Linked DNA regions of Homo sapiens: all the other regions are linked to region 1. A link is a contact called in ENCODE Hi-C or POLR2A ChIA-PET data. All regions are on one chromosome and are shown on one strand. The core of a region is the stretch at or near the end of the contact, and the rest is flanking DNA. Distances in the headings are between cores, read along the strand shown. Region 1 holds the start of CFAP70 (cilia and flagella associated protein 70). Region 2 holds the start of NUDT13 (nudix hydrolase 13). Region 3 holds the start of USP54 (ubiquitin specific peptidase 54). Region 4 holds the start of FAM149B1 (family with sequence similarity 149 member B1).

Region 1 (2,512 bases), core at 7-2,506:
ACAGTTTAACTGTAGTTAAATGTAGTACTACATTCAGGGCTTTCTAGGATCTTGCAGTGCCAGTCAACTCCCCTCTTCTAGCTTATGCTCTTGCTTAGTATTTTTCAAAGATTACCTGCATTTAGTCGCTTTTGAACCTTTGCATTTTTCCTTCCCCCTGGAATTATCTCTCCCTTTCTCCTCACTCCGTCTCTACAGCAAATCCTACTCATCCTTTAAAATCCAGCTCAAATGCTTCCTAGTCCATGAAGCTTCCCAGTCGGAAAAACTTGCCTTTCCTCTGAATTCATTTAGCACTTTACACGTCTTTTGTGGCATTACCACAAGCTGTCCTGTTTATGAAGACTGGGTATTCAAAAGACCTTTCCTACTTAACAACTATGTGCCCCTAGGCAAATGCCTAACTTCTCTAAGCCTCAGTTTCACCTTCTGTAAAATGGATAACTTCCAACCTGTTTCACATTTATTGTGAATATCCCCTAAGATATTAAAGCTTTTTAAGTATGAAGCACTGCACAAATGGTATTATTAATATGCAGCGTTTGTCCTGAGAGCTCATTTACACCCTTGAAGGCATGTAACCTGTCTCACGCATATTTACGGGCCCAGAGTGCCTGGCACCATGTCTTGTACACAACAGGCGTTCGCGTCGTGTTTGAATTATGAATGCAAGATATAGGACTAAAGTTATAGTCAGGGCAGCTAGGGTGGGGACTCTTGTTGCCCCCGGCAAGGCACGCATTTCTTGTCATCTGCTCGGAAGAAGCTGCAAGGGGAGAGTCCAGTGAGAAAAAGGTTAGACGAAGGAGGCGATGTGACTGAGTCTGGTCTGGGGACAAGCGCAGTCAGCGCAGAATGAGGAGGCCTCCGACGAGAAGCGGTAAAGGAAGGTCTACGTCCGCGCTCCTGTGGAGGTCGCCGGGCTGGGGTTGGCGGCAGAGTCCGCACCTGGCCGGGCCAGCGGCTTTTCGGTCTAAATATCGGGGTTTTCAGCCTGGCCTTAGCTAAGGGAGCAGAAGATCGGGGTGACGGCTGTGGTGTGGCCGCAGGGCTGAGGTGGGGAGGCCGGGAAGAGAGAGTTTCTTCAGGAGGGATCACTGTCTTACCTGCAGCAGCCTCAGTTATGTTTTTGACAACTATAGCAACCAACTACCTCTCGCGAGAACTTACTTTTGGCCATCGCACGAGCAAGTTTATTCCAAGACTCGCGATAACCCTCTGGGGCCGGGAGCAGGGAGCGAGACGCTGAGCTTCTGCGCCTGCGCCCTAGCGCCGGCTGCAGCCTCCTCACTTCGAGAGCCTGCTGTTTCCGCGGATGCTTTACCTTGCCAAGAGTTGGGTTTAAGTGCATAGGTTTCCACCTTTACATTTTGCTTTCTCGACTCTTTGATTTCAATATTTCTCTATAATAGGAGGGAAAAAAGCAAAAGGAAGTTTAAAGAAAAAGGCCTTTATTAAACTGATTTGAAAACATCATTTAAATATTTCTCCGTGAAATATGCAATATTTTTTAAATGAGCCCGTCACGCCCTGTTGATGAGAGTGCAAAATGACCCTGCTTCTAGGTGCTCAATATTTGTACAATAAACAGACCTGAAGTTTATGATGTTAATACAAATTTTTAATATTCAAAATTTAACATTAAAGAGCTAGAATAGCAAAACACAATAGCAATAACCTGGAAACAACCCAAGTGCCCGTCGAAGGAATAGTGGATGAGTGGACCAATAAACTGTGGCATATTCACAAAATGGCATATTACAAGCAGTCAAAGTTAATGAACTGCAGCCATACACACAACACGGATGAATTTTAGCAGTATATATACTTTAAATTGTTGCAGTGTTAAGAGCCAGCTTGAAGGGACTCCCATGGGCCAAATAAGGGACAATTTGAGCATGAAGTAAACAACGACGATAACGGATTACAACCCATTGAATAAAATAGGAATATGCAAGTCCGTGTTGATACAGAGAAAAAGGAAAACTCTTTCAAAGTAGGATGCCAACCCAGAAGTGTAGCGAGAAGGATGGAAATAGAGAACTACCATTTGACAACTACTGAGGAGGATGACTCAGGCAGGAGTCTTCAATGGACGCTAAGGCTGGTGGGTAGATGTTCTATGAGGCATAGAATACTGGCGTGATTTTGGAATGCTTCCATGGAATACTACTTGATTACAGAGGGGGAAACAGTGAATGGACGCAACCAACATGATCAGGTGATCATGGTTAACATCACCAGTGTTGGGAGGAGTCTACATTGTGAGCCTCCTGGTGAAACACACTAAAAAAAAACACACACACACACACAAAGCATCCTTTTTGGTTTTCCTACCATGAAAGGAACTCAGGTTGTAGACCATCCAAGGACAAGAAAGACTGGGAACTGTCTCTGACTGAGGTTATATGACAACTAAATTCAATATGTATCTCTGTATAGCATTCTGGACCAGAAAGGAAAACAACATTGTTAGGACGGTGGGAAAAATGTGAATTAGCTCTGTGAATCG
Region 2 (2,512 bases), core at 10-2,509, 250 kb before region 1:
GCCAGCTGGACTTCCTGGGTGGAGTGGGGACTTGGTGAACTTTTCTGTCTAGTTAGAGAATTGTAAATGCACCAATCAGCACACTGTAAAAATGCACCAATCAGCACTCTGTGTCCAGCTAAAGGATTGTAAACACACCAATCAGCACTCTGTAAAAATGCACCAATCAGCGCTCTGTGTCTAGGTAAAGGATTGTAAACGCACCAATCAGCACTCTGTTTCCAGCTAAAGGATTGTAAACACACCAATCAGCACTCTGTAAAAATGCACCAATCAGTGCTCTGTGTCTAGCTAAAGGATTGTAAACACACCAATCAGCACTCTGTGTCTAGCTAAAGGATTGTAAATGCACCAATCAGCACTGTGTCTAGCTAAAGGATTGTAAACGCACCAATCAGCACTCTGTAAAAACGCACCAATCAGCACTCTGTGTCTAGCTAAAGGATTGTAAATGCACAAATCAGCACTCTGTCAAATGGACCAATCAGCACTCCATAAAATGGACCAATCAGTGCTCTGTAAAATGGACCATTCAGCAGGATGTGGGCAGGGACAAATAAGGGAATAAAAGCTGGCACCCCCAACAGCAGCGGCAACCTACTCGGGTCCCCTTCCACGCTGTGGAAGCTTTGTTCTCTCGCTCTTCACAATAAATCTTGCTGCTGCTCACTCTTTGGGTTCGTGCCACCTTTAAGAGCTATAACACTCACCGAAAGCTCCACGGCTTCATTCTTGAAGTCAGCAAGACCAAGAACCCACTGGAAGGAACCAACTCCGGACACACTTCTAGGAGACTACTTCCAGTCAAATGGAATGCGCTTCCTCTGATCAAGAAATGAATCCTACCATAAGTTCAAACATATCTATACATACCTATACAGAGTCCCATCCTTTTAAATTGGAAGAACTTCATGAAATTTTAGAGCTAGTTCTAAAGTGTGCAGAGAGAGAACTAGAGATATACTAAGGTTAAAAGGTATTTGATTCCCACCCCTGCTTCATCCTCTCCCCAGCCTCATAATATATGCCTTCTGTGTATGAGGGTGGACTTAATGACTTTATCTTTTTTTAATTAAAAAATGGATCTAATACTAACCTACTTTCTCCAAGGATACAGTAGTTCTCTTGGTAATAAGATCTTAGATGTTCATGCTTTTGACAATCATGGTTAACTTGCAGCTGGAGAACACAGCAGCATGCCTGGGAACTGAACTACAATTCCCAGAGTGCATCTCTAGGAGGATTCTGGGAAGTGTGGCAGAAGCAGCAATGGTCCCTCCAGGGAACGGAAGCCGTTGAACGTGAACATTTGGAGTTTCCTCTTTTGTGCTGATTCCTGAGGACTAGGAAGGTGCCCCGAAAAGAATTCAGAGTGAGTACAGTGAAACAGAAACCTGCTCAGCTTCTAAGTGCAGGAAGGACTTCACAGGGAGGCATGATCAGAACTTGAAAAAAGGTCGTGGTCACAGCATTTTAACATTTTAGCTTAATCTCTTCCTTTTTGCAGAAACCAGGGATATAACCATAGTTTTGCCTCATAACTGTGGAGCTACATCAGTAACCACAGCTCATCATTTTCTGATACTTTTTTGGAGAGTCATTTAAAAATGGAACTTGCCAACCTCTCACATTGTGCCTTAATTTTTATTTTTTTTTAAAGGAGGGAAAATTATTTTTTAGAAAGCAAACTATAAAGCAGGTCAGTGAGACCTTCAAAGCTGTATTCCCGTGGTTCCTCAGTTTTCCATATTTCCCTGTCCCATGGAGGTCCACAGTCGTGGAGAAACGGACTCTAAACACAGGCGAAGTATCACTTGGTCGCCCAGGCTGGAGTGCAGTGACACGATCTCCACTCACTGCAAGCTCCGCCTCCTGGGTTCATGCCATTCTCCTGCCTCATACTCCCTAGTAGCTGGGACTACAGGCGCCCGCCACCACGCCCAGCCACTTTTTTTTGTATTTTTAACAGAGACGGGGTTTCACCGTGTTAGCCAGGATGGTCTCGATCTCCTGACCTCGTGATCCGCCCACCTCGGCCTCCCAAAGTGCTGGGATTACAGACGTGAGCCACCGCGCCCGGCCTAAAAAAAGGTCTCTTAAATACTAGGGAACCTGGCCTCTTCACGGTGGAAGTAACCACTAGATTCAAGATGGGCTTTTTTTGTTTTGTCTTGTTTTGTTTTGTTTTTTTGTTTTGAGACGGAGTCTCGCTCTGTCGCCCAGGCTGGAGTGCAGTGGCGCGATCTCGGCTCACTACAAGATGGGCTTTTTTGTCACGCTGTAGTACTTTATAATCTTTCTTCTGGAAAGATGAACAGGATAAGAAACGTGTGAATCATTTGTGTTGGGGAGTTCAAAGAAACTCTTAATGTTAAAGCACCTTGCCTCATCATTTAGTAGTTGGGTAAGACTGCTATTACCTTTCATCTCTATCAAACATTGTACTTTTAAAAACATAAATAGCTCTGTGACCATCAGCTCATGAGTCAGCAGCCATGATAATCTACAACTG
Region 3 (2,512 bases), core at 6-2,505, 230 kb after region 1:
ACATGGTATATCCTCTAATTCTCACAATTAACCTGCCAAATAGTGATTATTTTTCTCACTTTGCAGGAAAGAAAACCCATGTTCTTTCTACCTATGTATAGCCGCTTTGTAGAGGGACAATACTACTACCTGGCCAGGTTGTACTGGGAATTAGAAGTAAATGCAAAGCACTTAGCAAGGACCCAGCACTTACCTCATATTAGGAGCTCAAGAAATCATTACTGTACGAATACAACCATCATTTGAATAAGTGCCTCAACTGAACAGCAATGAAATCCCAGAAACAAGTTTCCTCTCACATCATCTACCATAAAGATGACTTCTAACTAGCAGTAGTTTGGGAGAATCCAAAGCTCATCACTTATAACTGCTTGAAATACCAAAGTATCAACCATCCAGTATCCAAAAAAAAATTTTTTTTTAATACACACACAAATATTCTTAGAAGCTCAAAACACAAAACGCAAGGAAATAGCCCATTATGAAAGTGATATTTGACTCAATCTAAATATCAAATATTAAATATTTTACTTTCAAAAGGATCATAGGCCTCATGCCTCAAGGAAGCAGGTGCTAATGAACAAATTTATCTAACTTCCCAAAAATCATTCCCAGAAGCATCTGTTAACCTGAAGTACTTGGCAAACCATCTCTTAGAATTGACAACATATTGCCAAAATCTTAGTGGATTTTGCCAACACTATTCTGCTGATAGGAAAAAAGAATCATTCAGCTACTTTCCAATTTAGCCACAAAATAGGCTCTTTTTTCTTCATTACTACTTTAACCAGTATGTTAATACTGAAAATAGGTATAAAGAAATCACAAATAACCTTCTTCTGTTTGAAGGAAATTTAAAATACTAAATCCACAATTCTTGCCTTTAATTCTAAGGAACTCAAGAAAATCTATGAATTTTTTTTTTTTGGAAAAAATATGAAATCTCCAAAATCTAATAATTGTAACAGAGAGGAGGGGGAAAGAGCACAAACAACAGCTTGAAAGATGCCTCTTGAAAGTTGAGAGTCCTAAAATCTCAATTTCAAAGTTTAATCTACTGCTATTAAAAGAAATAGCTTATTAATCAGTGCTTGGGAATATTTTTTTTAAAAGAAAGAAAACTTCACAAAAACTAACCGGTTCCTGAATCTTCTATCTATCTGTTTTTACCACAACAACTACAATACTTACCAGACAGCACAGTCAACCTCCAGCAAAAGACCTCTAATCACGAGGGTATCTGTGGGGCAAGTGATACAAGAATGGGGAGGGATATGGGAATAGCTAGAGCTGTGGGGAGGGAAGGCTAGGAGGGAGGAGACGACTGTAGCTAGCAACAATGAGAAACTGTGAATCTAAACCACAAGGACTTCCCGCAGAACAGGATATCAGAGAGAAGGCAATTCTTTTTACCAACTACCAGGAACTCAGCACTGACAATTCATGACAAAGTTAAAAAGGTGGAGCTTCCAATTAAAAACAAAGTAAACTTAAGAAACTAACCAAAAGTAACTTGAAAGGACGTTATCACAAACTTCACCTGAGGCTTAAGAAAAACAATTATGAAGCTGTTTCCTGGGGCATTCCTGATGACAAAGGTCATTAAACAATAAGGTTTGCAGGGTGGCTGCTGCTTCCAAAGAAGGGCCAGTCCCCCACAAAAAAATTCCTTTGCACTGCAGTCAAAAGGAGCACGAGAAGACAACATTTTTGTAGTTGTTTACAGAATAATCAAAACAATGTTATTGTTGGAATCCCTAATTCAGAATTCCAAGACTGGGCTTAAATTAAATCAAATCATTTTAATAGGCAAAACTCCTCCAACTGTCTTAAACGAGCCACACTATTAAAGAAAATTATTATTTAAACTGAGCCATTGGAATCTACTGAGTCAATTTTAAAATGCTTGGGATCTAAGGGTTCTCAACCCCAAAGTCCACAACAGGGAAAGATCTCCACCCCTCTCTCGGGGAAGAGACCTAGTTACATCACCAAGAACAAACAGCAGGCAGAGTCCCACCCCCAAACATGTGATCAGTCAACCGAGAACTTGCATTTGCAGGCAGGGCACAAAGGCCCCAGAGGACCAACACACACCCTTCTATGTATTACCTGAGGTTATAAAACAGTTTTATTGAAAGAAGTTGTTTTATAAGCATACTGATGAAAAAAACTCATCAGCAGAATCCTTGCCAAATATGAAGGTCTGTTGTGTTTCTATAGGTTGAGAGAAAATATACGAGTTGACTAAAAAAAAGATGTAATTAAGATTTATTGGTAAAATTTAACAAACATGGGCAATGTCCAAAACTAATTAAGCTCTTACATTTTAACAATACAGTATATTAAATTGAAGTAGTCCTTTGGCCACAAGGAAAGTGCCACAAAAAAAAAAAAAAAAAAAAAGATACTGTTGCTTTTCTTGTTAACCATTAGCATTCTAACTCAGGTCTCCTAGTGGTGCTAGGTGGAGGAGGAGGTAGTAATGCCATTTCAAAGTGTGAAACACAAA
Region 4 (2,512 bases), core at 7-2,506, 190 kb before region 1:
GGTATTACTCAGGAAATCTTTGCCCACTCTAATGTCCTAGAGAGTTTCCCCAATATTTCCTTTTAGTAGTTTCATAGTTTGAGGGCTTAGATTTAAGTCTCTAATCCATTTTGACTTGATTTTTGTATATGGTGGGAGGTAGTGGGTCTGGTTTCATTCTTCTGCATACGGGTATCAGTTTTCCCAGTATCATTTATTGAAGAGACTGTCTTTTCCCCAATGTATGTTTTTGGTACCTTTGCTGAAAATGAATTCACTGCAGACATATGGATTTGTTTCTGGGTTCTCTATTCTGTTCCTGTTTTTATGCCAGTGCCATGCTGTTTTGGTTACTATAACTCTGTTGTATAATCTGAAGTCGGGTAATGTGATGCTTCCAGTTTTGTTCTTTTTGCTCAGGATAGCTTTGGCTATTCTGGCTCTTTTGTGGTTCCATATAAATTTTAGGATCTTTTTTCTATGACTGTGAAGAATGTCACTGGTATTTTGATGGAGGTTGCATTGATACCTCTTAATTTTCTAAGGGTTTTCCTTATCTCTTAATTTTCTAAGGGTTTTCCTAAATAAGAGTACTAGTTTATTCTTGCTGCCAGGTGATGCTTGGTAAAGAAAGAAATGGCGGTGGATGGACCACCCTAACTCCATGATTCCAATCTTACTCAGCTTTCTAAGAGACTCGTAAGGAACCTGCTTCTTCTTATCCAGACACCCACTCACCACAGTCTAACCAAATCATCATTTTGCCTTTCAACCCAGAGGGACAGACAGTAATTTTACCCATCCACCCCATAACGCCAAACACACGTCATCATGCAGAATTTGGTGTCAGAACTGGAAGGGACTCTATGATCACTCAGGCTAATACCTCACTGTACATATGAGAAAACCCAGAGTACAGAAAAAGAAGCGACCAAGCAGCAGGGGCTTGACTTGGAGTCTAGTGCTCTTTCCCCAGTCTAGGCTCCCTCCTGCCATCTAACAAAATGAAGCCAATTTCTCTTACGGTTCTAGGGCCTCTCCTTCGCGTCTCTGCTGTGGCACCTTTCCTTAGCCGCCTCTCCGACTGCGAGAGCTGATCGAGAGCTGCCACCGGCCGCCGAAGCCTGGATCAGGCTCTGTCCCGACGCCTGACCGGAACCTGAAGCCAGCGGAAATCCTGAGAGAAAGTCTGAAACCCACTCAGTCCCCGAAACCTTGTGTGTCGTCACTGCTGTGCGTCGGCGGGAGCATTTTGCGAGTGTCCGGGGGCCTTCGTCACTTCCGCCCCCGCGGCAAAGCAGGGAGGTCGGAGGACTGGAGAGGTGGGGACCCTGGGGAGGTGGCTGCTCGGAGTCTAGGTGACGGGGCGAGACGGGGCCGGTAGGTGGCGGGAGGGGCCGGGCCGGAGCCGGCGGGAGGGCCAGGCCCGGAGGCCCCCACCCTGGCGTGCCTGCCCCGGCCGCGGCTGAGGAGGAGGAGGAGGAGGAGGAGGAGGAGGATGATCTCCAGATACACTCGGAAGGCGGTGCCACAGAGCTTGGAGCTGTGAGTGGACTGCTCAGCCACCCCAGCCGGGGCGGGCGGCGGGCGCTCTGGGGACCCTCCTTGACCAGTCCTTCGTTCCTTTCCTTTCCCAGGGCTGGGGAGAGATTTTTCTTCGGAATTCTCTCCTCTCAGCCCTGCTGGACCCTGCCCCTTCTTCCTCCATCTCCAGCTGAGGGCGTGTCGCCCTTCGTCTGAAATTCCTGAAATCAAGCACTGGGTCTGCTGAAGCATTTGTAGCATCCGCAGTGCTTCAGGTCCCATTGTTAATGGCCATGGTAGCTCGAGAAGTTATTAATAGCTAACTGAGGGCTCCAGGAAAGTGCTCACTTGACACTGTGCAAAGCTATTTACATACATTTGCTCATTCCTATCAATGATATCAGATTGGGAACATTATTTTGCACATTCTACAGATAAAGATCCCAGAATTAAAGATTGTAGCATGCCAAAGATCACACAGCTTGAAGGTGGTAGAGCTGAGAGGTACAAACCTGATGTCGATCTGATTCCGAAGCCTGTGGTCATAACCATCACACATACTGCCTCCCCACCTCTGCAATTAAGCACCAGAATCCATAAAGATCAGTTTTGCTTTTGAGACTTTAAAGAGCAAATATTTCTGGCTTTAAAAAGATCCACCCTCACGGCCGGCCGTGGTGGCTCACGCTTGTAATCCCAGCACTTTGGGAGGCTGAGGCGGGCGGATCACTTGAGGCCAGGAGTTCGAGACCAGCCTGGCCAACATGGCGAAACCCCATCTCTACTAAAAATGCAAAAAAAAAAAAAAAAATGGCCGGGCATGGAGGCGGGGGCCTGTAAACCCAGCTACTTGGGAGGATGAGGCAGGAGAATCACTTGAACCCGGGAGGCAGAGGTTGCAGTGAGCAGAGGTCACGCCATCGCACTCCAGTCTGGGTGACAAGAGTGAAACTCCGTCTCAAAATAAATAAATAAATAATAAAAAAATAAAAAGAGCTGCCCCCTACCC

What was found. A loop is a pair of places that touch in the nucleus more often than their neighbours do. ChIA-PET counts read pairs that join two places held with the same protein, here RNA polymerase II (POLR2A). Pooled maps may share reads with other maps.
Region 2: a loop to region 1 is called in a pooled map, with 5 times the contacts of the local background. The contact joins the promoter of NUDT13 here to the promoter of CFAP70 in region 1. A Hi-C loop is called at or near these places in 6 of 50 pooled maps. POLR2A ChIA-PET finds 5 or more read pairs at or near these places in 2 of 52 experiments (Caco-2 and PC-9).
Region 3: a pooled map shows a loop between it and region 1 (2.2-fold over the local background). The contact joins the promoter of USP54 here to the promoter of CFAP70 in region 1. A Hi-C loop is called at or near these places in 1 of 50 pooled maps. POLR2A ChIA-PET finds 5 or more read pairs at or near these places in 3 of 52 experiments (OCI-LY7 and activated naive CD4-positive, alpha-beta T cell).
Region 4: a map of CD8-positive, alpha-beta T cell shows a loop between it and region 1 (23-fold over the local background). The contact joins the promoter of FAM149B1 here to the promoter of CFAP70 in region 1. A Hi-C loop is called at or near these places in 3 of 168 maps with a recorded cell type or tissue (CD8-positive, alpha-beta T cell, endothelial cell of umbilical vein and posterior cingulate gyrus), 2 of 37 single-sample maps with no recorded cell type and 12 of 50 pooled maps. POLR2A ChIA-PET finds 5 or more read pairs at or near these places in 2 of 52 experiments (GM12878 and activated CD4-positive, alpha-beta T cell).

What each region holds. Positions count from the first base shown.
Region 1 is chr10:73,357,608-73,360,119 of GRCh38, forward strand. CFAP70 (cilia and flagella associated protein 70) reads right to left here and starts at 1,257. Exons shown (of 28, transcript NM_001367801.1): 1 at 1,171-1,257. RefSeq lists enhancers at 400-925, 862-1,081, 926-1,451.
Region 2 is chr10:73,109,196-73,111,707 of GRCh38, forward strand. NUDT13 (nudix hydrolase 13) reads left to right here and starts at 1,260. Exons shown (of 9, transcript NM_015901.6): 1 at 1,260-1,372.
Region 3 is chr10:73,590,087-73,592,598 of GRCh38, forward strand. USP54 (ubiquitin specific peptidase 54) reads right to left here and starts at 1,256. Exons shown (of 24, transcript NM_001391956.1): 1 at 1,192-1,256. RefSeq lists an enhancer at 1,539-2,289.
Region 4 is chr10:73,166,863-73,169,374 of GRCh38, forward strand. It overlaps FAM149B1 (family with sequence similarity 149 member B1), which reads left to right and starts at 1,257. Exons shown (of 14, transcript NM_173348.2): 1 at 1,257-1,524. The coding sequence starts at 1,478. ECD (ecdysoneless cell cycle regulator) reads right to left here and starts at 1,146. Exons shown (of 14, transcript NM_007265.3): 1 at 1,004-1,146. RefSeq lists enhancers at 965-1,564, 1,071-1,270, 2,165-2,512 and a silencer at 1,321-1,510.